Linked DNA regions of Homo sapiens: region 1 is linked to region 2. The links are chromatin loops, found by intact Hi-C in ENCODE. Cell type or tissue: HepG2. All regions are shown on one strand. Links, peaks and the distances in the headings refer to the core of each region. The heading gives the core; the rest is flanking DNA. Region 1 overlaps HS2ST1 (heparan sulfate 2-O-sulfotransferase 1). Region 2 has its middle 80 kb from the start of SELENOF.

What was found. Peaks named below come from ENCODE experiments on the same cell type or tissue, not always from the same donor. Only the 100,000 strongest peaks of a DNase experiment are listed, where the experiment ranks them.
Region 1: it touches region 2 in a loop (11-fold over the local background); 23 of 110 quality-filtered maps call a loop at or near these places.

The regions. Positions count from the first base shown.
Region 1 is chr1:87,017,537-87,033,280 of GRCh38, reverse strand. The region is part of intron 1 of HS2ST1 (heparan sulfate 2-O-sulfotransferase 1); the gene reads right to left. Among named protein-coding and RNA genes, the nearest start is that of LINC01140, 100 kb to the left of the region's middle. RefSeq lists an enhancer at 2,228-2,277. In HepG2, for the core only: a CTCF peak has its summit at 7,887; a DNase peak (open chromatin) is centred at 7,890.
Region 2 is chr1:86,826,061-86,841,804 of GRCh38, reverse strand. No RefSeq gene overlaps it. Among named protein-coding and RNA genes, the nearest start is that of SELENOF, 80 kb to the left of the region's middle. RefSeq lists an enhancer at 7,893-8,042. In HepG2, for the core only: a CTCF peak has its summit at 8,026 (motif pointing left); a DNase peak (open chromatin) is centred at 8,004.

The DNA.
Region 1 (15,744 bases), core at 4,174-12,173, 190 kb before region 2:
GGAATATTTATGAATTAATGGAATCATGTCTAAAATATACTGCAGTGGGGAAAGGTACAGATGGAAAAAGATTAGACATGGGTCAGTAATTTCTGTAGCCTGGTGATAAATACGTAGGGATATATTTTACTATTCTACTTATGTATATTTTGAAAATATCCATAACAATTCATAAATATATATAATCTCAGGTTCTACAATTTATTAAAACATTTAAACAATGGCATTTATCATTATTATTTTTTAATCTGGAGGTTCATCATGATTGGAAGATGGGGTTTACAACACACTAAATGAATTAGGAAAAACCAAAGACTAAGAATGAGTCAGATGAAAGGGAAGAAAACTATTTTTTGCAAAGGACAGTAATCACACATGGTCTAACTGAGTCAGCTGTTTACCCAGAAAATCTGTGGAGTCAACCCATCATATAGCCTATTCAAAACTTTTAATTATACTGGGGTTCCATATATACATTTCATAGTTTTTTTAGGCCAACAATATCTGTTATTAGGCTTACCTTCACTGTCCAAATAATTGAAAAAAGAACAATGCATTTTTACTAAGAACAAGAACTCAAGGTAGATAATAAGCAGGACTATGAATAAGGAGAATCCTGATTACATTGTAAATTAATCTCTGATAGTAAAGAGCTGTAACTGCTGATCTGGAACAATCTGTGAATACTTGTCCTGAGGTACTTTTTAAAGCAAATAATTTCCTATAATATTCTATAAATGAAATCATAATAATAAAAAAGGGAGTTTCAAACGTATTGAGAGAAATCAAAATTGACCTTAATTTATTTTGACAGTGGGGGTTCAGAATGAACTTTGTATTAAATCAGCAGTATAATATTCAGGTCTCTTTTTCGTCCTTTAACAAATAAAGTTATACAAGGCTGGGAAAGAGACCTGACACAAACACATATCCAAAATAGATTAATTCTCACCCAACACTGTTTTTAATACTACTGTCTTCAAAAATAAAGGTTACAAGTTAAAAGTTTCACATCATACCATGAATTTTAAATGTTTTTCTATAATAGTCAAAACTTTCTCGTGAGCCTGGTATTATCAGTCTACTCATAAACAATCCTTTCCATATGAATTATTTGCAGAACAGTGTTTACTGATTAACTGATATATTTAAGAGCAATTATTTTCTTAATTTTCTTCAGCTACCACTATTGAAGTCCTATTAAATATCACATGGAATTTTTTACATTTTAAAACTGCCCTGCAATCATTTTTAATAATTAGCCATGTGTAATTCAATTATCTCTTGCAACAATAAAGAAAGAATGGTGCACTGAACCAGTAAATTATGCCATAAAATATTAGTCATAATATGGTGGTTGAATGAAACATTTTTCCATTTTAGAAGACTGGCACCTAAACATTTCATTTTTTCTTTAAAAAATTGTCACCAACATTTTTAACCTTCCAAATTCTTCCATTTCCATTATCTAAATAACAACCTTCTGTTTATTATAATGTTCAGTAGTATTGCAATAACATTGTAGATCAGCAGATTTTAAACAACCATATATTATATATTCAGTCGCAGAATTTAAGAACTAGGAAAGAACTCAAAGAAGTGCTACTCCAACTGCTGGTCTGAAACCAAATAAGGAGCTTGTACCAAAGTGTAAATTAAATTTACTATTTCCTTAATCAATAGTCTTGCTACCAAAAAAAGAATGCAACCAAACTAAATAGCACACTAGTGCTTTAGCTGATTTACATTTTGGCACAAGCTAGCTGCACATGTACTTGAGGACTGGCAATAAACAGTTGGTATATTGGCAGCCAGTCCGTGGACCACACTCTGAGTAGAATGAATCTTATAAATAATCTAGTTCAGTGGTTCTCAACGATGACTCCCAACATGAGAATCATCCAGAAAACTTTAGAAAACATGTATATCTGAGTTTTGCCTCTAGAGACTCTGATTTAGTTGGTCTGGAATAGGGCTGCAGCAGCAGTATTTCCACGGATATAGGCCTATCCCATTTTGGAGATAAGAACACTGAGACTTAGCCAGGTGACGTGGCACATGCCTGAAATCCCAGCACTTTGGGAGGCTGAGGCGGGCAGATTGCTTGAGGCCAGGAGCTCAAGACTAGCCTGGGAAACATGGCAAAACCCTGTCACCACAAAAAAATACAAAAATTAGCTGGGTGTGGGGGCGTGAGTCTATGGCCCCAGCTACTCAGGAGGCTGAGGTGAAAGGATCGCTTAACCTCAGGAGATCAAGGCTTCAGTGAGCTGAGATCAGGCCACTGTACTCCAGCCTGGGCAACAGAGCAAGACTCCATCTCAAAACGAAACACAAAACAATACTGAGACTTAAAGAACCAAACAACTTAGTCTCAGTTTACAGAACCTGAGAATAAAACAACTGACTCTCAGTATAGTTTTGCTTTGCATAATACCCCATAATAAGAATTAGTTAAAATTCTTACAGTCCTACTCTGTATTCAGGACACTGGAAGAACAGAAATATTTGTCTGTGAAATTTTTTCTTTCTTATTATTCGAGTAAGAGACAAAGTAGAAAGAAAGCATTATATGGCTAAACTTAGATTAACTGAAGGATTAATCATATCACAATATACAAATAAATTTCTTTGTTACTTAGAAAAAATCTGGAAAGAAATATTACTAAGTCAAATACTCTGATTTCTTCAAAATACTGAATTAACTTATTTTTATTTCAAGTGGAGAGGCATGTGTGTGTGCGTGTGTGCGTGTGCATGCATGTCTGTGTATATGAATGAATGAGACAGGGTCTCACTCTGTCACCCAGGTTGGAGTGCAGAGGCATGATCATATCTCACTGTAACCTTGAACTCTTGGGCTCAAGCGATCCTCCTGCTTCAGCCTCCCAAGTATCTAGGACTACAAGCACACACCACCACACCTGACTAATTTTTACACTTTTTGTAGAGATAGGGTCTCCTATGTTGCCCAGGCTGGTCTTGAACTCCTGGCCCAAGATATCCTCCAGTGGATAGGTAATTTTATTTTTACAATTTGAAAAGATTCTGTGCACATAAAAGCCAAATGAACTTGTATATCTTTTTCTCCTAATTTAACGCACATGGTAAAACAGTCAACCAGCATATCCTGGTCAGTAACAAGAATGTGTTGGTTAGCTAAGGACCCCAGGGCTGTGTAATTTTTTTTAGCAAGTCCTACAAACTGGCAAAAACACAGATAAGAGCAAGCTGAAATTAATATTTGTAAGTGCTAGCGTGTTTTGCTTCTTCTGCATTTGAAAGGAAAACTGTATACAAATTTGCTTTCCTTTTTACCGAAATACCTTTCTTCTGGGCAAGAAACCAAAATAAGTAGTAAGCATACTATAGAGTCATACTCAATTCTACTCCTAAGACCAACACACTTAAACTTCGACTTTATCCATTTGTAAGTGTCCTTGAATATGTTTATTCACCTTCTGAAGCTTTGACTTCCTCATCTGGATAAATTTTTCTAGTCATTTTCCCTACCATCATCCTCCTGTCCTGCTCTAGCTAAATTAGGTACCTCTTCTTTTTGTTCTTGTATGAAAAGTATTTATTCCTGTAGATTTCACATAAGTCAAAACTCAGTATTGAGTATTAATTTTCCCATAGGAAAAAGAAACTGTACATGACATGGTGTGAGAGCACAAAAATCTATAATCGCTGCAACATTTTTGTTTTACTGTTGCCTTTTCTCAGCTTTATCACTAATATTTTGTACAATTTTGTCTCTCATTTAACATCAATTTGTTTGGTTTTCTTCACTACATTTTACCATAATTAACTTTTTCCCCAAAGTTACTGATTTCTGGGACAATATTTTTCAGAATTACTATTGACGCCCTGCTGAATGACATTAAGAAAAGATATAAAGACTTAAAATCAAACAAATGTTTAGAATAACAGTACAATAGTAACAGAAACCATGTGTAGAAATTCTAATGCAAAAAAAGAATAATTCACATGACACTATTAAAAGAAGGTGGTTATTTTTGACTGTTAAAACATTGCACCTATGTGGCAAAAGTGCCCATACATGGTTTATGACTCACATAATATTTTCTTTAGTCTGCTAATCTACTAAATTATATTAGGTATAATTCCTAATACTAAACCATCCCTGCATTCCAGGGATAAATGCTACTTGGTCCAGATTTATTATTTTAAAACACTGCTGGATTAGATTTGCTAATATTTATATAACTATTTATTAAAATATTAAGATAAAAAGATAACACTTGGGAAAGTTTGTTCCTCATGTCTAAAACTAAGTGCATCTGGTTATTTCAACCAGGAATAGAACACTAGGGCAAACTTTGTTTCACTACCTTTGTATAAAGTAGGCTCTGATTTCAGTAGAGATTAAAAACAAAAATCAGAAACTATACTTTTTAGAAGAAACTTATTTTTAGTACAAATATAATAACAGAACAGTGGCAGTAAATTTCAAAAATATCAGCTTTTCCGTTTTTACACTAGTCATTTCCTGTAATTCTTTTCAACTATCCAGTACCTGCTCTTTAGAAATTCCTTTAGGAATATGTTGCTATTCTCCCAAAATTTAGAGTTTGCAAAAACGTGTGTGTATACATGTATCTAACATATGGTATATACCCACTGTTAAAATATCCAAAATAAGGTTTTAATCCACTTTCTAATTTTCTACAGTTTATTCACAGCCTGGTAAATAAAACAATGTTGTCAGTCTCATGTGGGAAAACAGTGAGAAACGCTCTTTTAAAAAAACAGAATGTCCTCAACTGGCTATGCCAGCCACAAGAAAGAAAATGGTGCTATTTGTTGGGATACTCTTCAATGGGTACCCAAATTATTTTTTTTAAGACAGTAAAACTATTTTCTTCTCCCAGTAAAGTCTTTTGAAAACTAAGTAAAAAACATAAATTATTTGAAGGGCGATTGGAAGACCAGCAGGCTTCTCCCCTGGCTCTGAGTTGGCCTTGAGTCACCTTTGTGAGGATTTGAGTTTCTTGGCACACAGTTTAGAAATTGTGGCCCAGATGTACCTTAGATGGGAGTCTCAGTTTGGAGTTCTCCTGACATGAAAATCACTTGTCTAGTAGTGTACGTGAAATTGTCTACTTAAAGTAGTTACCCTCTATTGTTAGGCTAGAACTTGGTTTAAACTTTAAAATAAATCTTATGACAGACCTGTGAGACAGGAAAGGGAGGCAACAATTAATACCAGAAGATATCCAGATACAATCTAAGGTAGCATTTCTTAACATTTTAAAACTCTATGTCCCAGCCGGGCGTGGTGGCTCATGCCTGTAATCCCAGCACTTCGGGAGGCCGAGGCGGGCAGATCACTTGAGGTCAGGAGTTTAAGACCAGCCTGGCCAACATGGTGAAACCCCATCTCTATTAAAAAATACAAAAATCAGCCAGGTGTGGTGGCCCATTCCTGTTGTCCCAGCTACTAGGGAGGCTGAGGCAAAAGAATCTCTTGAACTTAGGAGGCAGAGGTTGGCAGTAAGCCAAGATCGTGCCACTGCATTCCAGTCTGGGTGACAGTGAGACCCTGTCTCAAAAAAAGAAAAAACATCTATGTCCCATTCTGATAAATATAAAAGCCTTTTTTTTGCCACCCTTCTCAGTTGAGAATCTGTAACTACTCACTCCCACCAGTTATCAAACCTTACTCATGTGGACTGTATTACAAAACATCATCTTTTTTATTTTCATTTTCCCAGTATAAAATTATGTGATAATGTTAAATATGCTTTTTCAAACTATACCACCACCTATTTTGATCTGCTGCTAGTTGAGGAAGAATAATTTGAGCTCTACATGCTATGAGTTCTCATTCAGATTTCTAAAATCATGCATTCCTCCTTTCTATGATTTTAAAACATGTTGTCCACTGTATGCTTCCTTCCCACTAATTGTTGGTAAAATGACTTTAATTATAGTGCTTATCTTATGAAACTCAAAGACAGTGAATAAGTTAGGGCATGAAATCACAGTAGTTTCATTATGCAATTATCTTTATTTGATAAAAAGAAAGTGGATACCAAATAGGGTGTGGAAGCCTCTCATAAGAAAAAGTAACAGTTGGACAAAGAAGGGAATAACACAGGAAGCTGCACAGTGCTTAAAAAGTGACACTGCTATTCTAATGGTATTTCAAAACCAAAAATCTGTACTACTCTCAACTACTGTTAACTTACTCATATTTTCAGGTAGTTAAAAATATGAAGAAATTGTTTCTATACATACAACAGTCTGCTTCAGACTATTACCAACATGTATTACAATGTTATGGAGGGTTAATTATGATTAACATAAATTAGAAAAACCAGTTGACTTTAAATTTCACTATTATAATCAATATCTTAATGAATGGGTCCCCTTACAATTCAGGATATTTTAATCAAGTTTTTTTTTCTTCCCATCAATAGTGTTTATAATCAAGTTTTCTGATATTTATATTTAATATCTTCTTTTTTTAAGCTGGTAATTGAAGACCCTAGTTTTATGTTGCCATTCATCCAGAGGCTGTAGTACAGGCTTCACACATCTAAAGTTGGAAAATAGCAGCAAAAAGTCTACCTGTGAAATGCCAATGAACTTAGGGCATAGAATTTAAACCTTGTAACTAATGAGATGAAAGGAAACATCAAAAAGAACTCCTATTAAGAAACTCTGCCAATATATCCCGTTTTTTATATAATTAGATATTTCCTATTTAACAAAAACTATAACCAAAGTATAAATGTTGAATAATTTTATAAAATGCTCAGAATATTTTCATAATGTAAAACCTTACCTCCCAAAATATTTTAAAGGTATTAAGATTACTTACGAACATTTATTTAACTTCTATAAATCACTGCAGTGCTGTGTGTGACATAATTTACCTAATGCCTGCACTCAGACAAAAGAAAAGATGTTTTAAGAGTATGATCCTACCATATTTTTACCAAGGTTGCATGCTAAAGCATGCTCTTAGAATAATTACAAGTATTTCTCATCAGAACCCATGAACGTATCTCAGTGAAGGAAGGGGCCAATAAACATTGGTGACTTCACTGGGAACTGTATAACTACCAAAATCGAATGAACATATCTAGTTGTAACAGAGGTGTGGGGATGTCTTAGTTACGTCTGCACATTTGCTGTGAATACTAGTATCTTTTAAAAAAATAATTTGCAAAAATATCAAACTATATTTAATCAAAAATACAGTTGCAATCTATTGGCTCACTTTAGCAAAGAAGAATAAGAATATATTTTTTTAACACAGTATCTTTTAAATCATAGAAACAGCCTCAGCTCTACAAGTCCACCCTGCTTTAACTGCAAGAAACTGAAGCCACACTAGCAATTTTACTCAGTAACAATAAACATATGACTGCAAATATTTCAAATTTAATTTTTAATTCATGTTACATTCTGCAAATCTTAATTCCTGGAAGAATCACATGCAATAAAGAAGGAAAAGGTTTCCTAGAGATTCATGAGGGTTTATATCAAATTTTCAGCAAGAGTTGGGGGTTGTGGGGAGAAAAGCAAATTATGTGGAATTCTTAGTGAACTCAGTCATCCTTTCTGAAAGGAACACATCTTAAATTATTGATGGAAAGTATATGTACACGCAAATTCCTTCTAGACAAAAACATTTTAAAATGCAAATTTTCTATATGAAAAATACATAAATTTGGTGTTAAAATATGAGATATTCTACACAGATGTCTCTGTGCATTTGTCAAGCTATTGTGTCTTAATTCCAAATTTACCCTTTTATACTCTGCTTTGTGATCCTAGGGCTGAGGATCTGAAAACTGTATTTCCCATTTGCCATCTGGCTTCCTGCTAGGTTCTGCCAATAAGGAACACTAGAGGGAGACTAGAAAGCATGACAAATGTGTTCCCTGTTTACTTGATATTGCTGTAGGTGTCCTACAAGCAACAATACTTTGCCCTTGGCCACAACTGTTGGGTTCCAGGTTCAAGTTTCATACTAATTCTTTACAGGTAGCAACAGCCGCCAGGCAGGACCATCTCCTCAGGTCTTTGAGTCCCAGTCTGCAGGTCCCCTGTTCTTCACTTCTCCAGTTCCAGAAGTGTTAGCTGCTTTCAGCAGTTATTATCACTCAGTTACCTCAGAGCTCTCACTTTTGCTCATTCAATCCTCTGACACCTATGTAACCAATTCTCTATGTTATAGTCCCTCACTGAAATGCATAGTGAATTTCTGTTTTACTGAAGGAATCATGGCTGTTACAGTCTCTACTGTGGTAGTCGACCTTAGATAATTAAATGCAAATCATCTCTTAATAATTAAAACATACATTAAGCATGATTGTTATATAGGCATTTAATAAACAATTTCTCACAATTCAGAAATTATATTTTTGGTATAATACAATTGAAACACAGATGTATAAATGTTTCTTACTTAAAATAGGTAAAATAAAACTTAGGAAATATCAGGTTGAAAAAGGACCTTAGAAACCAAATACCATATACCTTCTACCTAAAAAAGTATTCCTATTTCAATGGCAATTGTCACCATTTATTGAGGGCTTAACATAACATGAAGTAGGGTACTTTACCTTTTCTCAATCCTTACAGCAATCCCATGAGATACATTTAATTATCCCTATTTCATAGTTAAGGAAATTTAAAAGGTTATGTTTCTTGCTCAAGGTCACAATAGTCCCTAAGTGGCAGAGCACTCAAACCTAATCTGCCTGATTCTTTCTTTTCCTGTTTTTTTTTTTTTTTTCTTTGAGACGGAGTCTCACTCTGTCGCCCAGGCTGAAGTGCAATGGCACAATCTCGGCTCACGGAAGCCTCCACCTCCTGGGTTCAAGAGATTCTCCTGCCTCAGCCTCCTGATTAGCTGGGATTACAGTCGTGCACCACCACGCCATCTAATTTTTGTATTTTTAGTAGAGACGGGGGTTTCACCATATTTATCAGGCTGGTCTTGAACTCCTGACCTCATGATCTGCCTGCCTTGGCCTCCCAAAGTGCCTGGGATTATAGGTGTGAGCCACTGCGCCCAGCCAGATCTGCCTGATTCTTAAAAATGACTACTGATCTCTCAATTTCACCATGCTTCCTCCTTCCATTAATCCTGATAGCAATCTCTGCATAACCACCACCAAAAGTCTTTAAGACACTGCTCTTTAAATTGTTAATACCTATTGGTATGCTCTTATATTAAGCTGAAATCTGTCTCCCTATATCTTCTACATCCATTAGTTCTATTTTTGTCCTTTGGAGAAACACAGAACTTAAATAATGCCTCCTAATGCCAACTCTGCTCTTTGTCCTGTTAGCCCTTTCTCCAATGGCTCTTCATCAGTTGTTTTCTACTATGGATATGTCCCAGTGGCGGCATGACCTCAATAGATATATTTAAATCAAAATCTGAAAATGCAGTAATGTTCTAAGCATAAGTCATTGCTTGAAAAAAAATAGTAACACAAACGATACCTTAGAATAATCCTCAATTTTACATTTAGAATTGTGTTTATCATATTTTCTGAGACATGAATGTTAAGACACATTCATCTATCCCATTCAATATATCCTTATCATGCACCTAATATGAGCTAGGCACTATGCTACCTGTTGAAGACAGAGTGATAAATAAAATACAGTTCTTGTCCTTAAGGAACTCAGAGTCTGGCATATCAAGATACTAGCATATGCCTCAGTGTTAATCTGTTCATAGAGATACACAAGGATATATTATATTTTTGTGCCAGTGATAGCATGTTATACATACTATTCTAAACCCTACTTTTTTTTTTTTTAACATATCTTGAAGAACATTACACATCAGTTTGTATAAGTGGTTTTCTTTAACAGCAGCACGGTAATTCTCAGAATGCATGAACCAGAACTTATTTTACCACTCATCTATGAATAGACATTTAGGATGCTTATGATCTTTTTTTATGACAAAAAAAACTGCTGCAATGAATATCCTTGTAAATACATCATTTTGCATAAGTCGTTATTTATCTTTAGGATAACTAGAGTTTGCAGATTTTTAAAAGGGCATGTACATTTAAAATTTTGTATATTTTTTCCAAATTATTCTCCATAAAAGTTATACCAACTCATTAGTTCTGCTATTACACTAACTTTGAAATTTGAATTTGTTACAACACAATTGACATATTGGGAACAATTTGGACATAACACAAATTTTGTATTTGTTTATGCTTGATTTTATCCTCAAGAAAGCAGATAAATGTAGAAAACTGTACCTAGCTAAACAGAGCAGGGTAGGCATATACAAATCATACGTACCTCCTACATCCACCTCAGCTTACAGAGGTATGAGCTCACATGTGTCACAAGCCACAACCATTCACATTCATTGTTACAAGTTTCCAACCCATTTTGAATAACCTTTCTCTACCACTTTCCAATATGGAAGATTTTGAGTTGCATATGCCTGACTTTGAGTTCCTGGAGGACAAGAACTATCTCTTCTTTATTATAGCACAACTGACTATTCCTTTATAATGGTATATGAATATGTCTGTTTTCCCATAACTATGAAAACACTGTGTTGGCAGCTTTTTAAATCTTATTAATATGATAGGTAAGAAAGGTACCTTATTAACTCACAAGGTGCAACCCTTCTAGGGCCCACTTCCACAAGCAAAGTTCAGGTCTTTTTCAAGGTAAAGTACCATGTTTATTTTATTTAGCCATTCATGTACTTAGCCATTTAACATGTATTTTAAAAACTGTGCCACAATTTTTATTAGGGTCTTAAATTTTGTGTCACTGATGAAGTTTTTGAGTGTTGTGCTCCTAATCTCATTTTTCTCACAAGCTCTGTGTTTTTTATGGTGCAATTTTGCCTAACACAGCCAAGGAACATATATGTTGAACTATGGCAGAACTGACTGTATTCGCTCATAACAATATATGAGTATGTCTGTTTCCCATAACTGTGAAAATGGTGTGTTGGCAGCTTTGTAAATCTTACTAATATGACAGGTAAGAAAGCTACCTTATTAAGGGTCACCTTGCATTTTACTTGAATTTTTTAATGTAATGAAAAATTATCTTTAAAAAATGAAAGGATCCACATTTTTTCCACTTAATAATACCAGCCGACTGTTTTTTTCAAATTAAAATAATCTCTGTCAACACAGACCTGCTGACTTCACCCATTCTACTAATTTTCCTTTCTAATCTCTCAAAAGAATTTTGGGAATTCTGGGTCAAAACAGTATACCTGATACCTCCATACATAGAAATTAACTCAAAGTACAATACTGTGTTACTTTCAGATTCTTCTGTGATCTTGCAAACTACATAAGAAGTAGGAAATAATTTTCTAATTTGGCATAAAATAAATGAGAACAAAACTTTTGGTTGAAATGTATAGTCAGAGTTGATGGGTCTCTGAAGTATCATCGGTGGTATGAAATAACACTGTCAGCTTGGCTTGGTGGCTCATGCCTATAATCTCAGCACTTTGGGAGGCCAAGGCAGAAGGATCACTTGAGGCCAGGAGTTTGAGACCAGACTATGCAACAAAGTGAGACTGTGTCTCCATAAAAAATTAAACAATTAGCTGGGTGTGGTGGTATGCACCTTGTAGTTCCGACTACTCAGGAGACTGAGGTGGGAGGATCCCTTGAGCCCGGAAACTCAAGGTTGTAGTGAGTAGTGATTGTGCCATTGTACTCCACCCTGGATGACAGAGTGAAATCTTGTCTCAAAATAAATAAATAACACCACCACCACCAATAATATTGTCAACTACCAACTATCAGATAAGCCTTATTTAATTTTTGTTTGGAAAATATGAATTTGACAAGCAAGCTGAGTAGCTGGTTTAAAAGGCTATACTTCTTTATTATCTCAAGAAGGGATTTATGGAAGAACATGGAATGTTTGTAGGGCCTACAAATATTGACTAGAGGGGGGAACTAATGAATACTGTATGGATTCTGAACAAGGTCTAAACTGCGTACTTCTTACAAATTCAAAATATATTCTGGGAGTGAGAAACACACCTGAAGGACAAGTGGAGTCAACATGTATTCTGGGAGTGAGAAACACACCTGAAGGACAAGGCCTGCTGGTAATTTTTTTTATATGTAATGGAAGAACATGATTTAAGGCAAATCAGTGAAAATCTTAAGGTAGACACCCTGCACTAAATTCCTTAAGTTACCTCTTGACTAACTTCCCAGCCAATGTCTGGAATAGGAGAAAGGTCATCTTAAATGGGAAAAGAGGAGTAGCTGGGGTACTAAGGAATTTGATAACCAAAGGTAGAGAAGAAAACTGATGTACCTATAGAATGAGGCTCAGAACTGTTTATGGTCATGGTTCATTTAGATGAGGGCTAAAGATCTTGTTATGTCCTGAATTGTTTCCCTGACCCCCAATTCATATGTTGAAGTCTTAACCCCCAGTACCTCTGAATGTAACTGTATTTAAAGACAAGGTCTTTAAAGAGGTAATTATGTCCTCACAGGAGAGGAGATTAAAACACAGACATGCACAGAGACTATGTGAAGACACAGTGAGAAGATGATCTACAAGCCAAGGGAAGGGGCCTCAAATAAATCAACCCTGCCAACACCTTGATCTCCTTGATCTCAAACTCCTAGCCTCCAAAACTGTCAGATGTTTAAGCCATCCAGTCTGTCATACTTTGTTATGGCAGCCCTCACAAACTAATACAGACCTAAAGAGAAAGGGCCATAAAATAATTAAATTAAGAATGGTATCTAAAATCCTTTGGAAACTCAAGAAATACAATGCTCCTTTTGAGATAAAAGTGCAGTAGAGCATTCATGTGGGAAAGTGGTTTTTCCCATTCATTTCAGCACTGCATGTACTAGAATAGGAAGCATAAAAGTGAATGACCAAATAGTAGCTGATCAGACATGAAAGATGCATTTGCATCAGTGTAATAGAGGCAAATATACACTGTGAGAACTAAAAACCTTGGAATTACTAACACCTGACACTCCAGGAGCCATCATTTTAATCTGCTTTCTTGTATCCCTCAACTTTAGAGCCAACAAGATTTGAAATGGCCAGAGTTCCTTGTGATAAAGGGGTTTGTTTTTATTTAGTAAATGTTAATACTCTCAAAATATAATTTAGCAAAAATTTTACTGTCACGTAATAAAAAGGCCAAAATAACATCTCCAGCTCTACTCCCAAAGTCATTTCACAGAAAATAATGAGAGATACTCTCCATGCTAATAGAAACAAAAAATTTTAAGGTTATTCAAATTGACTTATACAATAATCTCCCTGCCCACTTGGCTTCCATTATTAGTACAGATTTGAGCAAACTGATAGATTTCTATGGGAGTCAGAAAAAGTTTTTATTGTTGACAGCACAAACACACTCTGTAGAACAGATGCTGTCATCAAATTGTAGTATTATTCAGTTACTCTGCTTTGAAATTAAGTGAAGTACTTGTTTAAAAATGTTTTCTCATTAGAATGTACAATGATCATTTAAAATTCTATCTGCTATAATAGGATATTTCTATCACATTGCAATCTGGACTGTGCCATAAACACTATTGTACTTGAACAGATGGAAATCATAAAGTGATATTTAGCTACAGATTTCCTGTCATATAGTTTTGCAAACTGAAAGAGGAAAAATCAACACTTGCAACCAACTAAAAACAAAATACTATCCAGTAAGCTAAAGTGATGCTAATGTGACATAAGAATATAAATGCATTCAATTTAATGTACTGTGACTTTTGGGGAAAAAAGTAAATATTAAAAAGATATTTCACAAATTTATTCAAGTTTATGATGGGGGCAGGGCCCAGAGAAGGAGTGACATGAAAGACATCTACAACATACAAACTCTGACATTGCATGTAATAGTTTTAACGGATCAAGTGCTATATGTCCTAGTAAACTCAGTATATGATGGTTAAGAAATATCCAAGGATATTAAGGAATACCGTTTGAACTTTAAAGACTTAATTCCTTCTTACAGAAATGTGATACCTGCAACCTGCTTCATAAAATTACTAAGGAAATTAATAAATGTATGCAAAGTACTATACAGTGATAAGCAATTTTAATTCCAGGGAGAGCTTTTTAACTCATCAACAGATGAATGTCTAATCTATTAGCCACATAACACCACATTGCTGATTGATAAATCTAAAATTCTAGTTTCTAAACTGACAGTTTTGAAAATCAATACAGTCATCAAAACTAACATTATAGTGAAATATATTCCAGACACATGTGCTCAAGAATGCCTATCTAAAGAAACATCATAATTAGCCATTTATATTCCATGCATTTTACAAACATACAATATATCAGTCAAGGTCCAATTAGAAATTAGAAATCACACAGGAGTTTGAACAGGGAAAATTCAACATAAAGAATCATTATTATAACTAAACAGAGTACTGGAATAACCAGAGATTGGCTACTAAGAAGTAAGGAGAACTCTAGAACATGATAAGGCGCAACCACCACCCTTAGAACTAAAACGGAATGGCCAAGAAAGAATACCTACTATATCCCCAGACTAAGATCCAGATTTTGTTGGAAAGGTCACAGCTATGGCTCACTGGATGGCACAGAAGATGCTGTGGTGCTACATAAGCAGAACTTGCTGGAAATCTGTCCTTTAGAGCGTCATGAAAAGCTATTCATGGGTGGTGTCTCACTGGAAGCACTCCACTATAAAACCACCCAGAAGATGTTGGCTGCTAGGTGCTGCTGGTTTCCATGCACTGCAGGAGCCAAACGCTATTGCTACAAGCAGCAAAAGCAGCAGAGTTACTCTGCTACAAAACTGCCTCGTGGGTGGATAGGGTATAGGGTTCTGCAAGAAGCTACAGGCCATTGAGTGCAGATGACCATTTTGCACTTTAGGAGCCAGGGAAGCTGCAAGCACTCAAAAACTAGTAAAGAAGCTCCCTTCCTCCTTTAATGGCATTGTGTCAGTACCCTTAACTGACAAAAGTTAATACTGTGCCAGCTGGCAAAGGAAAAATATTTAAAGGATTCATCTCCATTTTCCCAGGGCAGTAAACGAAGGGTAAATATGTTTTTTCTTTGTGTGTGTGTGTGTCTGTGTGTGTGTGTGTGTGTGTGTGTGTGTGTGGCTTTTATTTATCTTTGAAGGGTAAATAAAGAGGTGAGAGTTACATTGATGAGTAGGACACTCAGCTAGAATTCCAAACTGCTATGTTTTACCTTGGGAAATGGAAAATAAAGATGTAAGCCAATGAGTCAAGGATGAGAAAACCTTAGGTAAAATCAATTCCTTAAACCTGTTTTCCTAATTTTAAAAAAGGGGAACAACCATTCATATTCAAGACACTTTTGTGGGGGATAGATGGATAAAATACAAAATTTGAATATTCTGATTTGGGGCCTGTTTTCCCTCGGAAACATAGGCTAAGCCAGAAGAAAGGACACATATATCAAAAATCAAAAATAAAAAAGCAAACATAGGCTAAGCCAGAAGAAAGGACACATATATCAAAAATCAAAAATAAAAAAGCAAACATAGGCCTAAACCAGAAGAAAGGACACATATATCAAAAATCAAAAATAAAAAAGCATCAAATATGTAAATAACTGGGGGGTTTTCAGCCAATTGTTTTTAACAAGTTTACTCTTGTTGAAACAAAAGACGAATGACTGTGCCCGCTGTCTTCTCTTACTATGCCTATCAAGCATGATTAGCTAATACTT
Region 2 (15,744 bases), core at 4,440-12,439:
CCGTGGCTGGCCAATATTTGTTAAATTAAATGAAATCCTCATTCACAGTTCTGGGTCTTTGTCCTAATAATTCTCTCTACCTGGAATGTCCTTCTGAGGCCCTCCTCAAATTCTCTAACCCACACTAATCTACTCTTTTAATGGGGATGGCATTTCAAGTTTGTGTTATAGAATTTAGCCTATGATTATATCCCACATTGGCGATATTCTTTCAATATTCAGGTAAAGATGCTGTTGACTGTTAGGATCTTTGCTGCTCCTAGCACCTATGGTTGCTCAGTGGATACCGAAATTCCTTATAATTAGACACTTAGATATAATATCTAACACCTTTCCAGCAGAAGCTCCACACATGTTTTAAAGATCAGGATTGCAGTGTTCAGCTTTCAAATAAATCAGCTTTATTCCAGGAAAGTCTGAGTAACTGCAAGAAATTAGTCAGAAAGAATAGAACAAGCAGCCCTGATCCAAGGAACATGAGATCTCCCATATAGCAAAGTCATTTCCTAATAAGGGTGATAAATTCCCTTGACAGGAACATTTGGGCCTGTCTTTCCTAAAGAGCCCATCCTTCCCTTCCACACAACACACCCTTGCCCTGTTTTTACATGAATTAAATAAGAACTCTTCTACGGGGTTCTTAAATATTTGAGGATGACAGCCTCTGGGATCATTTTGTCCTGCAGAGATTCAAATGAGTATTTTGGTCTCTTATTGAACTGCTTGCTCTAAGGCAAAGACTTACGGAGGTACTTGTTTTTCCTTTGTTGCAAGAAGGAGATAAATGCCAGTTAAACTTCAACTTTTGTGGCAGCAACGTATGACCCCAAATAACTAGCAATTGCAGAATGGACTTAGGGGAAAAGGGGGGGCTTCCCCCTCCACCAGGATTTTTTTTTTATTTTTTGAGACAGAGTTTCGCTCTTGTTGCCCGGGCTGGAGTGCAATGGTTCAATCTCAGCTCACTGCAACCTCTAACTCCTGGGTTCAAGTGATTCTCCTGACTCAGCCTCCCGAGTAGCTGGGACTACAGGCATGCGCCACCATACCCGGGTAATTTTTATATTTTTAGTAGAGACAGGGTTTCACCATGTTGGCCAGACTGGTCTTGAACTCCTGACCTGAAGTTATCCACCCACCTCAGCCTCCCAAAGTGCTGGGATTACAGGCGACAGCCACCGCGCCCAGCCCAGAATTTTTATTTGATGACAGGAATTACTAATTTCTCAACCATTAGTCAATCTATGACATACTGGACTAGTTAAGGCCATATTTTATCAAATGGAGGCTTGCATCAGTACTCTTTCCAATGTAATGATATAAATCTAACTCAAACCAACCCAAGCTAAAAATGAAATTTAATAGCAAACCTAACTGAAAAGTCCCAGAGTTTTCTGGCTTTGGGCATGGCCTGGGACAGGAATTGGCAAACAACAGCCCATTGCCTGATTTTGTAAATAAAGTGCTGTTGGCACACAGCCATGCTCATTTTTTTTAAAAAACATATTATCTAAGGCTGCTTTGAAGCTACAAAGGTAGGGCTGAGTCCTTGCAAGAGAGCCCTCATAGCTGACAAAACCTAAAATATTTACTGGCTGGCTCTTTTCAGAAAAAGTTTGCCAGCTGCTGGTCAAGGGGCTCAGATGATGTCATCAGTATTCTCTGGCCATCTCTTGGCTGTGATCTTTCTTTGAGATGGCTTCACTTTCAGGCTTTACATGGTCCACAGCAGCCCCATGTTGATATTCCTTTCTGCGAACAATCCCAGGTGAAAAAGACCAGTTCTTTTCTGGTAACTCTTGCAAAAGTCCTTGCATTTACTCTAAACTGACAACTTCAGTGAGGTACCTATCTTTGATTTGATGTCTTGTGGCAAGGAGAATGGAGTCACACTGATTGGCTTGGCCTACGTCACAATGCCTTCCCTGGTGCTAGGGTTGGGTCAGCCAAGCCAAGTCACATGGACTGAGTATCAGGGAGAGGTTCTCCAAGGGGAAGGATGTTAGCAAGCCAAAACAACAAATGCCCATTATAAAAACTTTCCCTCCACTTCTTGGTTGGTCACATTCTGATCTTGGACATTTCTTAAAGCATATCAGTGAGATCTTTGTGTGATTTCAGACCCTTAAATCAGTTACTATTAATAACAATGACCAGTTTTTGATGATGTTCAGTGCCAGACACTATGCTAAGCACTTAATAAACATTATCTTGTTTATCCTCCCAACAACTCTAAAAACTGGGCATTTTTATTTCCATTTTACTAATGAGGTAACTAAGAATGAGTTTAATAAAAACTTGCCCTAAAGGTCCCAGAGTCAGGATTGGAAGCTAGTTCTGCCTAACTCCAAACTTGAGCAATGCTGTCTTGCCTCTCCAACCTAGTAGAGCCTCACATTTCTGAGAATGTCCCGCCACACTCTCACCATCTGAATAATGCATGAGCACGGAACTGGGGACCAGGAGGCCTGAGTTCCAGTGAACAGCTCTGTCACTAACTTATTGGATGACTTTTAACAAGTTATTTACTCAATTTATGCAGTATCAGTTTCCTCATCTGTAAAATGAACAGATTAATCTGGAGTGATTTTCAAACTATGCTCTATAGAGTGTAGCAACTGCTGTAGCAGTGCCTTAGAGTCTGCCATAGGGAGCAAGGGAACACCCCAAAATTGCTCCCTCACATTTATTTTATTTATTTATTTATTTTTGAGATGGAGTCTTGCTATGTTGCCAGGCTGGAGTGCAGTGGCATGATCTTGGCTCACTGCAACCTCCGCCTCCCGGGTTCAAGCAATTCTCCCGCCTCAGCCTCCCCAGTAGCTGGGACTACAGGTGCACACCACCACGCCCAGCTAATTTTTGTATTTTTAGTAGAGACGGGGTTTCACCGTGTTGGCCAGGATGATCTCAATCTCTTGATCTCGTGATCTGCATGCATCAGCCTCCCAAAGTGCTGGGATTACAGGCGTGAGCCCCCGCACCTGGCTTTCACATTTATTTTATCATATCATTGCTATTGCTTTCTACTGGGCTTCTTCTCTTTTTTTTGAGACGGAGTCTTGCTCAGTTGTGCAGTGGTGCAATCTCGGCTCACTGCAAGCTCCTCCTCCCGGGTTCATGACATTCTCCTGCCTCAGCCTCCCGAGTAGCTGAGACTACAGGTGCCCGCCACTATGCCCAGCTAATAATTTTTGTATTTTTAGTAGAGACGGGGTTTCACCATGTTAGCCAGGATGGTCTCGATCTCCTGACCTCATGATCCACCCGCCTCGGCCTCCCAAAGTGCTGGGATTACTGGTGTGAGCCACCATGCTTGGCTTCTACTGGGCTTCTTCTTATGTCTAATATATAAAAAATAAAGGTGCCTGCAAAAAAAAAATTTTTTTAACCATGAGACTAGAAGATCTTCAAGATCTCTGTCAATATTCTTTGCTTGCTCTTGCAAAACCCATCCTCCCTTTTCTCCATCCTGTTCTGTGCCTTGGGTGGCTGACCTGTATGGACTCCGCATCAACAGCTTCCCTGTACTATGGCTTCCCATCGTAGGCTAGAGCAGCAGCAAAACAAAGGGCAAAAGGAGAGAAATGTTAGGTATTAATTTCCCTGGCTGTGTGGCTGAGTTCAAAGACCCCAACTCATGTTCACTGGCCCTCCTTTTCAGCTCTTTCTGAGTTTGGGGAACTGCTCCATTCTCTGGTCCCACCTGATTTGGGGATGACAATGGCTCACTACTGTTGGTAGCCCTTGGGTGCATCACCATCCTTTGCTTTGTTGTTGCAATGAAAATGTGCCCCATTGGCCGGGCGCGGTGGCTCACACCTGTAATCCCAGCACTTTGGGAGGCCGAGGCAGGCGGATCACCTGAGGTCAGGAGTTTGAGACCAGCCTGGCCAACTTGATGAAACCCTGTCTCTACTAAAAATACAAAAATTAGCCAGGCGTGGTGGCAGGTGCCTGTAATCCCAGCTACTCGGGAGGCTGAGGCAGGAGAATCGCATGAATTCGGGAGGCAGAAGTTGTAGTGAGCCGAGATTGCACCATTGCACTCCAGCCTGGGGGACAAAAGCAAGACTTTGTCTCAAAAAAAAAAAAAAAAAAAAAGAAAAAGAAAAAGAAAATGTGCTCAATTTCTGTCTATACCCTTGTAAATAGTTTCTTCCTTAAATACTCCTCATCCACCCATTTTAAGTGGACCATCAGAACCTTGACTGTATAATCTGTTAGGACTTCAGGATTTATGGTTTTATGCATAGTAAAAGTCACCTATCCTTCTTTTATATCCATTCTCACACCACTTTAGTGTCTGCTAACTGCCAGGAACAGTAGGCAGTGGATATTTCCTTTAGCACTAGCATTCTTTCAACCTATGACCTAAAACCCTTCATTGGAAATTATTTTAGTGCTCCCTTTTCAGCAGGAGCGGGCAAAAGACAGCAAAATAAACTGACATCTGGAGATTGTTTTTCAAAACATCTAAAAGGATAAACACATAAACACATACTTTTCTCAATCATTGTTGCTTTTATTCCTTCATTCCTTCATTTAACAAACATTTATGGAGTGCCTGAAATATTCTAAGCACTGTGTTTGGCTGTAGTGATATAAGTCCAGCATATGTGTGAAGGATTTTACAGTCCCATGAGGGAAAGACAAATAACTGAGGAATTTACCTATTGCACTCACTCAAGGAGGAATACCCATTTCCAGAATGATTCACTTTTAGACACTGAGATATCTTACAGCATTAAAGATCGCCCAGTGTCAAATATTTCATTAAGGGTTGCAATGGAAATGTGGTGCTTAACTTCAGTTAATCTGAAAATAAATTTTACTGTTAAAATGTAATCTGTCTCTAGTTATAGTAAATTCTCATTCATTTGGAGTCTACTGATGTAGATTTTAAGGAACTCACTAAGGTATTCATCTTTGCCATTGATTAAAATTTCTAAATATAATTCTTTCCTCTGTAGATTATAAGCATCTTCTTCATTAACATAAGGAATCTAACTCAAAATTTAAGATTATTTATATTTATATAAATAACTAAAATATAATGGGAAGATAAGAGAACTGTGAGAGGTGTTCATACTCAGAGAAAGAAGGGATTATATCCATTGGAAATAAGGAGATAGTATTTAAATTGTGAAGGCCAGAGAGGATTGTTTGGGAAATATTGGAAGGGGGAGATCAAGTGTTCCAAGAGAACAATGTGTACTAATCAAGAGAAGAATGTGACCAACAGCCTGCCAGAAGGAAAGTAGAGAATGTGCCTCAGACGCTACAAAATAGTTCAGTTTGATTAGAATGTAGGTGTGGGAGACATCTGCTGTTTTTGTCATCCAACCACCACAATCATTCATTCTTTGAGTAGAAAGATGCCCCAAATTGTATTTGGAGAATAACCCCTCCCTGCTGTTAAATCTCATCAGGTGTGAGAGAGGTTGACAATCTTCAGCTTCAAGGGTAGGCCCTAATTGGCCAAAGTGATTGGTTCAGTGATGAGCAGGTGACCCAATTTAGACCAATGAGAATCAGACCCAAGACTTGTGTTTGAATGTGGCAAAGATTGAGTTAGAACTCAGCTGCGAGAATTCTCTTTCTAATGGACTGCGAATGGAGCCAGCACAGAAGAAAGACATCCAATGATAGAGTGAGAAATTCGTTCCTAATGAAGACATTTCTGAAGCTGAAGTATTCCTTGAGTATTTCATCAATCAACCAATTATTACTTTAACCAATACATTCCCTTTGTTTGCTGTGCCAGTTTTGATAGGGATTTCTGTGTCTACTTTAAAATACGTTGCTCAGGACAGGCGCGGCAGCTCACGTGGGTAATCCCAGCAGTTTGGGAGGCCAAGGCAGGCAGATCACCTGAGGTTGGGAGTTCGAGACCAGCCTGACCAACATGGAGAAACCCCGTCTCTATTAAAAATACAAAATTAGCCGGGTGAGGTGGCACATGCCTGTAATCCTAGCTAACTCAGGAGGCTGAGGCAGGAGAATCACTTGAACCCAGGAGGCGGAGGTTGCGGTGAGCCGAGATTGCACAATTGTACTCCAGTCTGGGCAATAAGAGCAAAGCTCTGTCTCAAAAAAAAAAAAAAAAAAAGTTGCTCAAAGAGTTGAATCTGAAGATCTCAGAGGATCCTTACTACCAAGATATCTTTTTGATTGCATGACCCGCCTGGGTTGGACTTTGATGTAACTTGTGGACAGAATGAGGATGATGCTGGTGCAGATCCCTTCTAACCCTAGGAAGCATCTAGAGTGTGTTGCCATGGAAAGAGCATGGACTTCAAATACATAACGTATTTGTGCTTGCTCCTTAGTGGCATGGTCTTTGGGCAAGTCACTGAATATCCCCTCATATGTATAATGGTGGTGACAATAATTCTTATTTCATTGGTTGGGGAATATGTAAACTACATAGTATGTAAAGTTCCTGGCACACAATGGGTATTCCGTAAAAGTTCACTTTTTTTTGAGACAGAGTCTCGCTCTGTCGCCAGGCTGGAGTGCAATGGCGCAATCTTGGCTCACCGCAACCTCCAACTCCTTGGTTCAAGTGATTCTCCTGCCTCAGCCTCCTGAGTAACTGAGATTAGAGGCACACGCCACCATGCTCAGCTAATTTTTGTATTTTTAGTGGAGACAGGGTTTCACCATGTTGGCCAGGATGGTCTCAATCTTCTGACCTCGTTATCTGCCCACCTCGGCCTCCCAAAGTGCTGGGATTACAGGCGTGAGCCACTGCGCCCGGCCAATTCACTCTTTTTATTATGGAAGGCAGCCAAAGAGGAGCAAGGCTTTTGAATTAGAGAGACCGGGGTTCAAATTCTGACTGTACTCTGGCTAGCTATATGACCCTCAACTAGACAGATGGTTGTTACAGGAGGACAGGGACCATGTCTGTCCTTATTCCTACTGAATGCACAGTGTCCCTAATAGGCATTCGGTACATGTGTAAATTATTTAAATTTTCTGAGTCTGAAATTTTTAAATTGAGTTAATAAAATATATAGTAAAAGACTGTTGTAAGGAATAAATAATATAACATACATAAAACACTTAACTGAATGCCTGGGCCACAGTAAGTGTTCAGTAAATAATAATAATTGCAGGTAATTTTTATTAAGTACTGACCACATGCCAGTCACTATTCTAAACTCTCTAAAGCCTGGATGACAGAGTGAGACCCTGTTTCAAAAAAAAAATTATAAAAAACTCTGCATATATTGACTCATCTGATTTGCAAAATACTCTGTTCCCATTTTACAGGTAAATAAACTGAGGCTCTATTTTTATTATCATTGTCAGAAATACTTTTTTTTTTTTTTTTTTGAGATGGAGTCTTGCTCTGTCTCCCAGGCTGGAGTGCAGTGGCGTGACCTCGGCTCACTGCAAGCTCCGCCTCCCGGGTTCACGCCATTCTCCTGTCTCAGCCTCCCGAGTAGCTGGGACTACAGGCACTCGCCACCACGCCCAGTTAATTTTTTTTGTATTTTTAGTAGAGACGAGGTTTCACCGTGTTAGCCAGGATGGTCTCGATCTCCTGACCTTGTGATCCGCCCACCTCGGCCTCCCAAAGTGCTGGGATTACAGGCGTGAGCCACTGCGCCCGGCCTCAGAAATACTTGATGCCATTTTGGGCCCCATGACTCGTGAATCCAGCTCTTTCTGTTCTTAATGTTTGGGTCTCTCGACGCATCTAATTCAGGTTCCATTAAATGATGTCTTATCTTTTTCTTTTTTATATTACTAGGAAAAAGTAAGCGTTTCTTTCTTTAAAACACAATGAAGACATTTCTCTCAGTCCTCCTCTTTCCGCCATGATGTCCAGGGGGTGAGGTTGGGCCGTCAGAGGTTCTGTTGCCTGGCAGGAACCCTTTAATTCAAAGATGGCCAACAACTCAATGAGCCAGCCGGCCTTTGCTCTCTCCTGGCTGAGCTGAAGCAGCAACCAAGGGCCTCCCATCTCCAGGTCTCTCGCTCTTGTTCTTTCCCTGAGTTGCCTGCTGCCATCTGCTGGCCATATTAAGTTAAAATAATCATCACGTTGATGTTTTCCAAGTTTCTAAATGAGGCTCTGACTGCGCAGGGACTCAGGCAAAGCTGGCTCCAGCCTAATTTCCATTCAGGAACAAGGGCCTCACCGGTCAAATCAGAAACACTCTCAGGCCATTATCTCCATCCTACAAATGTGCTATCTTGTCCAGCCTCACGTTTCATACTCCCTGCCCATCTCCCACCAATCCTCTGACATCCTTTATCCATTAGGCTTGCGCAAGACTCGTATTACCATGACAATCATCCACTTAAAATTTTTTTTTGGAAACAGTTCTACACAGAAAAATTATAAGAATAGTACAAAGAATTCCCCTTGATCCGTCTCCCAGTATCAATTTAAATTTTTTCAGTTGCCTCAGCAGCTCCTTTGTAGCAAAGAATCAGTCCAGGGTCATACATTGCTCCAGTTGTCATTTTTTTTGTTTGTTTTTAGTATCTTTCAATCTGTAAATTGCCACCCTATCCTTGACCTTCATAACTTTGACATTTTAAAAAGTTACATGCCAGGCATTTTGTAAAATGTCTCTCAATTTGGGCTTGTCTGATGTTGTCTTATGCCTCAGTTTAGGCATTTTTTGGTTAAAATATAACAGATGCTGTGTCTTTTCATTACGCATTTTTTGGTTAAAATATAACAGATGCTGTGTCTTTTCATTGCATACAATAAGATTGTACTATCTTATCTGGTAGTACACCCTTATTGGACTGTTTCTGATGGTGTTAATTTTGGTTACTTTCACTAAGATAGTATCTGTCAAGATTTCTCCACTGTAAACTTACTTTTTTTCTTTTGTAATGGTGTTAGTCTCCTATTGTTTTTGCAACAAATTACCACAAACTTAGTGACTTAAAACAACACAATTTTAATAATCTTACAGTTCTGAAGGTCATAAGTCTGAAAGGAGTCCCACTGGGCTACAAGCAAGGTGTCAGCAGGGCTGCGTTCCTTCTGGAGGCTCTAGAAGAGAATCTGTTTCCTTGTTTCCTCCAGCTTCTATTCCTTGGCCCCTTCCTCCATCCTCAAAGCCAGCAGTGTTGCATCTTCAAATCTTTCTCAGACTCTGACTCCTGTTTTCATCATCTCATCTCCTTCTCTGATTCTGTTGCTACTGTCTTTCACTCACAAGGACCCCTGTGATTACATCAGACCCACCTGAACAACTTCCCCATCTCCAGATCATTAATTTACTCACACCTGCAAAGTCTCTCTTGTCCTGTTCACAGGTTCTGGGGATTTGAATGGAGACATCTTTGAGGGGCTATGATTCTGCTCCTCAGCAACTTTGAGACTGTGGAAATTCCTGTTACTTACCCCACTTTCACACGTAAGTTTTAGCATCCTTTGATGCTTCCTGCCTAATTGTTGCTATAATTATTACTGATGCCAAATGGTGATTTTCTAACTCTATAACTCCTTTTACATTTATTAGTAGGCTTTCTAATACACAAAGGAAGTTTCTCTCCTCCCCCTTTATGGAATAATTCATTTATTTATACCAATGTGGACTCATGGGTTTCTTATTTAGTTCAATAGATTATGCTTTATTACTACTGGCATTTTTTGATGTATGAATTGTTGCAGATTTGACCAGTGGGAGCCCCTTCAAGCTGCCTTTTGTGTCCTTTTAACATGTCCTCATCTTGCTTGAACACCTCCTTATTTTTGGCCATAAAAAGATAGATAGTCTAGACTCATCTTGTAATTTCCCTGCCCCAATCCTGGAATCAGCCATTTCTCCAAGGAGGCCTGGTTCCTTTTGGTGGAGAGAGGGGTTTGCAAACCAACATCTGGGTAGTAGGTGTACTCATTGCTCCCAGTTCCTTTCAGTTGACAGAGCTGGAAAATACATGCATGTATATGCACACACATTTACATCTCTATTTCTCTATTTGTACATATTGAAAACCAAGAACTTCAATACCTCCAATTTCAATTCAACACCCAAGGGTTTGTTCAAGTTTTCTTCTTTCCATATTTATGCTTCCCTTGTGAGAAATCTGGTTTAGATTAACCTTTGATATATTTACGTATGTGTCCAATCTTCCTGTGTGTAGCCTATCTTCTCTGTCTCTCTCTTTCTCTTTTTTTTTTTTTTTTTTTTTTTGAGACAGAGTCTCACTCTGTTGCTCAGGCTGGAGTGCAGTGGCATGATCTCAACTCACTGCAACCTCTGCCTCCTGGGTTCTAGCGATTCTCCTGCCTCAGCCTCCCAAGTAGCTGGGGACTACAGGTGCACACCACCATGCCTGGCTAATTTTTGTACTTTTTGGTGGAGACAGGTTTTCACCATGTTGGCCAGGCTGGTCTCAAACTCCTGATTTCAAGTGATCTGCCCGCCTCGACCTCCCGTGTTGGAATTATAGGCATGAACCACTGCGCCTGGCCTCTAGCTGATCTCTTTGGCCCTGCTGGACTACTGTTCCTTCTTATATAGGCTATCCCGGCTCAGGCCTGTCTCCTCCACTCTGCCTGCCTTGTTTGGGCCTACCTAATGGCTTTTTGAGGAATGAAGGAAGGGAGGAAGGGAGAGAGGGAGGGAGAAGGAGAAAGGGAGGCAATAGTTTTTTTCTAAGGGAAGGAAAGGAAAGAGATGATCATGTACTTCTGTAGTTTTTACTTTCTTTCTTTTTTTTTTCTTGAGACGGAGTCTTGCTCTGTCACTCAGCCTGGAGTGCAGTGGCATGATCTCGGCTCACTGCAACCTCCGCCTCCCAGGTTCAAGCAATTCTCCTGCCTCAGCCTCCTGAGAAGCTGGGACTACAAGCGCCCGCCACCATGTCCGGCTAATTTTTGTACTTTTAGTAGAGACGGGGCTTCACCATGTTGGCCAGGCTGGTCTCGAACTCTTGACCTCATGACCCGCCCACCTCGGCCTAGAATTCAAAGTGCTGGGATTCCAGGCATGAGCCACCACACCTGGCCTAGTTTTTACTTTCTTAGAGTTTTAGAGATGGGGTCTTGCTCTGTCACCCAGGCTGGGGTACCGTGGTGTGATCATAGCTCATTGCAGCCTCAAACTCCTGAGCTCAAGTGGTCCTTCCACCTCAGCCTCCCAAGCAGCTGGGATTACAGGAATGAGCCATTGCACTTGGCCAATCACATAGGTTTTTTTTGTTTTTTTTTTTTTTTTTTGAGATGGAGTCTTGCCCTGCCGCCCAGGCTGGAGTGCAATGGCACAATCTTGGCTCACTGCAACCTCCATCTCCCGTGTTCAAGCGATTCTCCTGCCTCAGCCTCCTGAGTAGCTGGGATTACAGGTGCGCACCACAATGCCCAGCTAATTTTTGTATTTTTGGTAGAGACAGCATTTCACGATGTTTGCCAGGATGGTCTCAATCTCCTGACCTCATGATCCGTCCACCTCGGCCTCCCAAAGCATTGGGATTACAGGCGTGAGGCATCACACCCAGCCCAGTCACGTATATTTTTAATGGACCTCTTACCACTATCGTAATAAATTCTTTGTTTGATGGTTATTTTCTCCACTAAAAGAAAAACTCCATGAAGGTAACAACCATGCCTGCTTTGCTCATTTATGGATTGAAACCCAGGGCCTAACACAATTGCTCTTTACGCCTAGCACATTGTAAGTACTTGAGGTTTTGGATAAATGATTAGGTTGTGTAAAACAGCAATAGCAAAATTACAACTATTGAACAGTTTATAACACAACAGACATAAACAATTACTAGTATTTACATAGTCCAAATAGTCTGTGAGCTTTCCAGACTAGAAACCAAACTATGACACCTTTTTATGTTCTCTAAGGCTGAGTGCCCTGGGGTAAAGAGATCTTACTTACTGAGCTTTTGTTGTTATTAAATATTTCTTTGGTTTTGGAGTTTCATATTGTTTAAAATAGATTTTTTTGAACTAAGAATTTCAATACCAAGCTGTATTTCAAGACAATTTCAAATATTACTGTCCTGTAGCATTTGGTAAAATTGATGTTGGCTAATGTCTTAGTCCACTCATGTTGCTATAACAAAAGATGCCCTAGACTGAGCCGTTTATAAACAGTAAAATGTATTGCTTACAGTTCTAGAGGCTAAGTCCACAATCAAGTTTCTAGCAGATATGCTGTCTGGTGAGGTTTCTCTGCTCCACAGTTTGTGCTTTCTATTAATAGTTGTGTCCTTACATGGCAGGAAGGACACACAAGCTCCCTCAGGCCTCTTTCACAAGGCACCAATCCCACTGGTGAGGACTCGCCCTCATGACCTAATCACCTCCCACATACCCCACCTCTTAATACTACCACACTGGGGACTAGGTTTCAACATACAAATTTGGGGAGGTCACAAGCATTCAGACCATAACAGTCACATAGGCAAGACAATGGTATGTTCCAGAGTTTCGTTGTGAGAAATCACTGTTATCATACTTAGCAGCGTGGCAACAAAATGGGCATATTCAGTTGCTTCCAGGCCTGTCCCATCACTCTCCTACAAATTTTTGTTAAATAGCTGTAATCATTTGCCCCCAACTTCTACCAGCAAATGTCAGAGCCAGTCTTTACACTACATGTGTTTCCCCTTTCCTCTCTCTTTTTCTCTCTTAGACACAAAGTCCTAATGCATTTGTGCTTTCCCCAAGTAAAAGGCGTCCGTTTCAGTGACTGATGGAAATAAACAGCTAGACTCTTTCAGAGGACACATTAGGAAGTAATGGAACGTGCCGAAACACAGCTTTCACAAGGGCTGAAAGTGATTGCTCAGCACAAAGGCTACAACTTCAGGCATAAAGAGCCATGCCTTTTTGCTTCTTGTCAAGGTTTTTTTTTTTTTTTTTTTTTTTTTGAGATGGAGTCTCGCTCTGTCGCCCAGGCTGGAGTGCAGTGGTGCAATCTTGGCTCACTGCAACCTCCACCTGCCAGGTTCAAGCAATTCTTCTGCCTCAGCCACCTGAGGAGCTGGGACTACAGGCACGCGCCACCACACCTGGCTAATTTTTGTATTTTTAGTAGAGATGGAGTTTCACCCTGTTGGCCAGGCTGGTCTCGAACTCCTGACTTTGTGATCTACCTGCCTCAGCCTCCCAAAGTGCTGGGATTACAAGTGTGAACCACCTCACCCGGCCTGTCAAGGTTTTTTTTAAAAAAATTAGTGACTCCATTTTTATTGTGATTACTTTCACACTGTCCCATCTGCAACTAGACTTCCTAATCCAATCGTTCTCAACCCTGACTGCCTTAGGAATGATCTAGAATCATTTCTTTAAAATACCAGTGCCCAGAAACTATGAGCAAAGATTCTGATCTCATTGGTTTAGGAGGGGCCCAGGCCTAAGTCCATTTTAAAGAGTCCTGATGATTCCTCTGTGCAGCCAGGGCCCACCCCACACCTCCCAACTCCCCCTTGATCCTTGTCCAGGTGTGTGAGAGTACAACCAAGAATACCCTGGAACCTGAGCTTTCCCTTGAGCCACACTGATTCTCAACCTGGGTACACATTAGAATCGTCTAGGGATCTTTCCAAATCCCAGTGCCAGGCTGCTTCCCAGATGAATTACGTCATACTCTCCAGGGGTGGAACCCAGGATCTGTATAAGTTCCTCAGGATATGAAAACAGGTAGCCAAGTTTGAGAGCTACTGAGCTAGCATGTTTCCATAGGGTCTTCTGAGACACTCAAACTACCAGTGGTAAAGGATGAGCTTTGGTTTTTTGTGTGTGTGTGTGTGTGTGTGTGTGTGTGTGGTCGTTATTGCTTTTAACTTTCAATCCTTTGTATTTTACAAAAATGTCAGTTAGCAAAGAAATAACTCACTAGAAAGATAAGATGAAAAAGCAGACACAACATACAAACCTAGATTTTTTATTAGATTCAAAGACACAAAATTGCTATTAAAATTTTCTAAACAGTCTCAATTTCTGTACTTACCTTGTCATAGACTATAATAGTTTGCACACTGAAGCTGGTCTTTGGGCTACACTTTAAGTAACACCATTCTGAGAAATACATTTACAAGGGATATAAATAGGTGTTGTGTGGTGGTGTGGGGGGATGGGGCTAAAATAGATTTGATAAATACAGCAAGTGATATCCTGTTTAGGACATCAAAGGCCCTAGGCTATTAATGACTCTGAGAAGTTCTGAGATAACAAAAACTGTTTAGCTTCATTTAATTCAGTGTTTCCCAATCTTATAGGATGGGGACACTTGCCTGACCCCAGCCCAGCAATACCATTAACACATTTATGAAGTATCTTAGTATGTTTGGGCTACTATGACAAAAATACTATAAACTAGGTGGCTTATAAACAACAGAAGTTTATTTCTCACAGTTCTGGAGGCTGGGAAGTCCAAAATCAAGGCTCTAGCAGATTTGGTGTCTGATGAGGGCCCACCTCTTTATCGATGGCACCTTCTCATTGTATTCTTACATGGTGGAAGGGGCCAGCAAGCTCCCTTGGGCCTCTTTTTATAAGGGCACTAATCCCATTCATGAAGACTCCACTCTCATGATCTAAACTCCTCCTAAAGATCCCACCTCTTAATAATGTCAGTCATTTTTGCATGGGGGATTACATTTCAACATATGAATTTTGGGGTAATACAAACTTTCAGAATATAGCATGAAGTGTAATCTGTTTAATGATTTATTCTCAGTCATATAAAGCATGCTGACTCACTAAAAAGAGAGATACATCTTTATCAAACTGTCCCCACATTGCCCTCTACCCAGCTGTGCCTCATTCATCTGTGGCTTGACTCTCAGTGACTGGCATTAGCAGCAACCCAGTGACCAAACTAGAGTTCTCCCTCTTTCTCATCCTGATATCCTGACAGTCACCTAGCCTGGCCAGTTCTTCCACTAAATGTGTCTGAGTCTGTTCACTCATGTCCACTGGTGCTACCTGGTTCAGGGACACCTAAACATCATGGTTTCTCTCTCAGGTAGTTGAAACATCTTTTTTACTGGTCTCCCTGTCTTTTGTGCCCAGCCTTCCTTTCTCTGCCCTTCACACCGGAACCAGAATGATTTTTCTAAAATTCAAATCTGATCATGTCACTCCCCTGTCCTTTGACTTCAGTGTCTTCACCCTGACAAAGAATGCTTATTAGGATCTGCCTCTGCCTACCCCTCCAGCCTCAACTTTCATCACTTCCCACTTAACTTTACTGAACTGTTAGCAGTCCCCTAAATACATGGGAGCTTCCTCCAGCTGTTCCCACCTCCCTCTCTGACCCTGTCCTCTCTGGCTAATTCAGCATTCAGGGTCAGTATAGAGGTCCCTTCCTTGAGAAGCTCTCCTTACCCACCCAGACTAGTGTTGTGTCCCTCTTCTGTGATCCCTCAGGACCACTCATCATACATACTGTGTTGTGATTGGCTGTTGACCCTATTTGAGGAATCATCTAGTTGAGCTCCTTCAGGACAGGGTTTGTGTTTTTTTGATTGTTCTAGCCTTAGCACCTGGCCCCCTGCCTAGCACAGACAAGATAATTCAGTACATGCTTGTTGGAGCCAGGCATGGTGGTACACACTTAAAAATCCCAGCTTCTCAGGACGCTGAGGTGGGAGGATTGCTTGGAGCCTAGGAGTTCAAGTCCAGCCTGGGCAACATAGTGAGACCCCAACCCCCATCTCAATTTAAAAAATTACATACTTGTTGAATTAAGTAATTAATTAATGAGCAAATGAATTGCATACCATTCTATTCCTGAACCA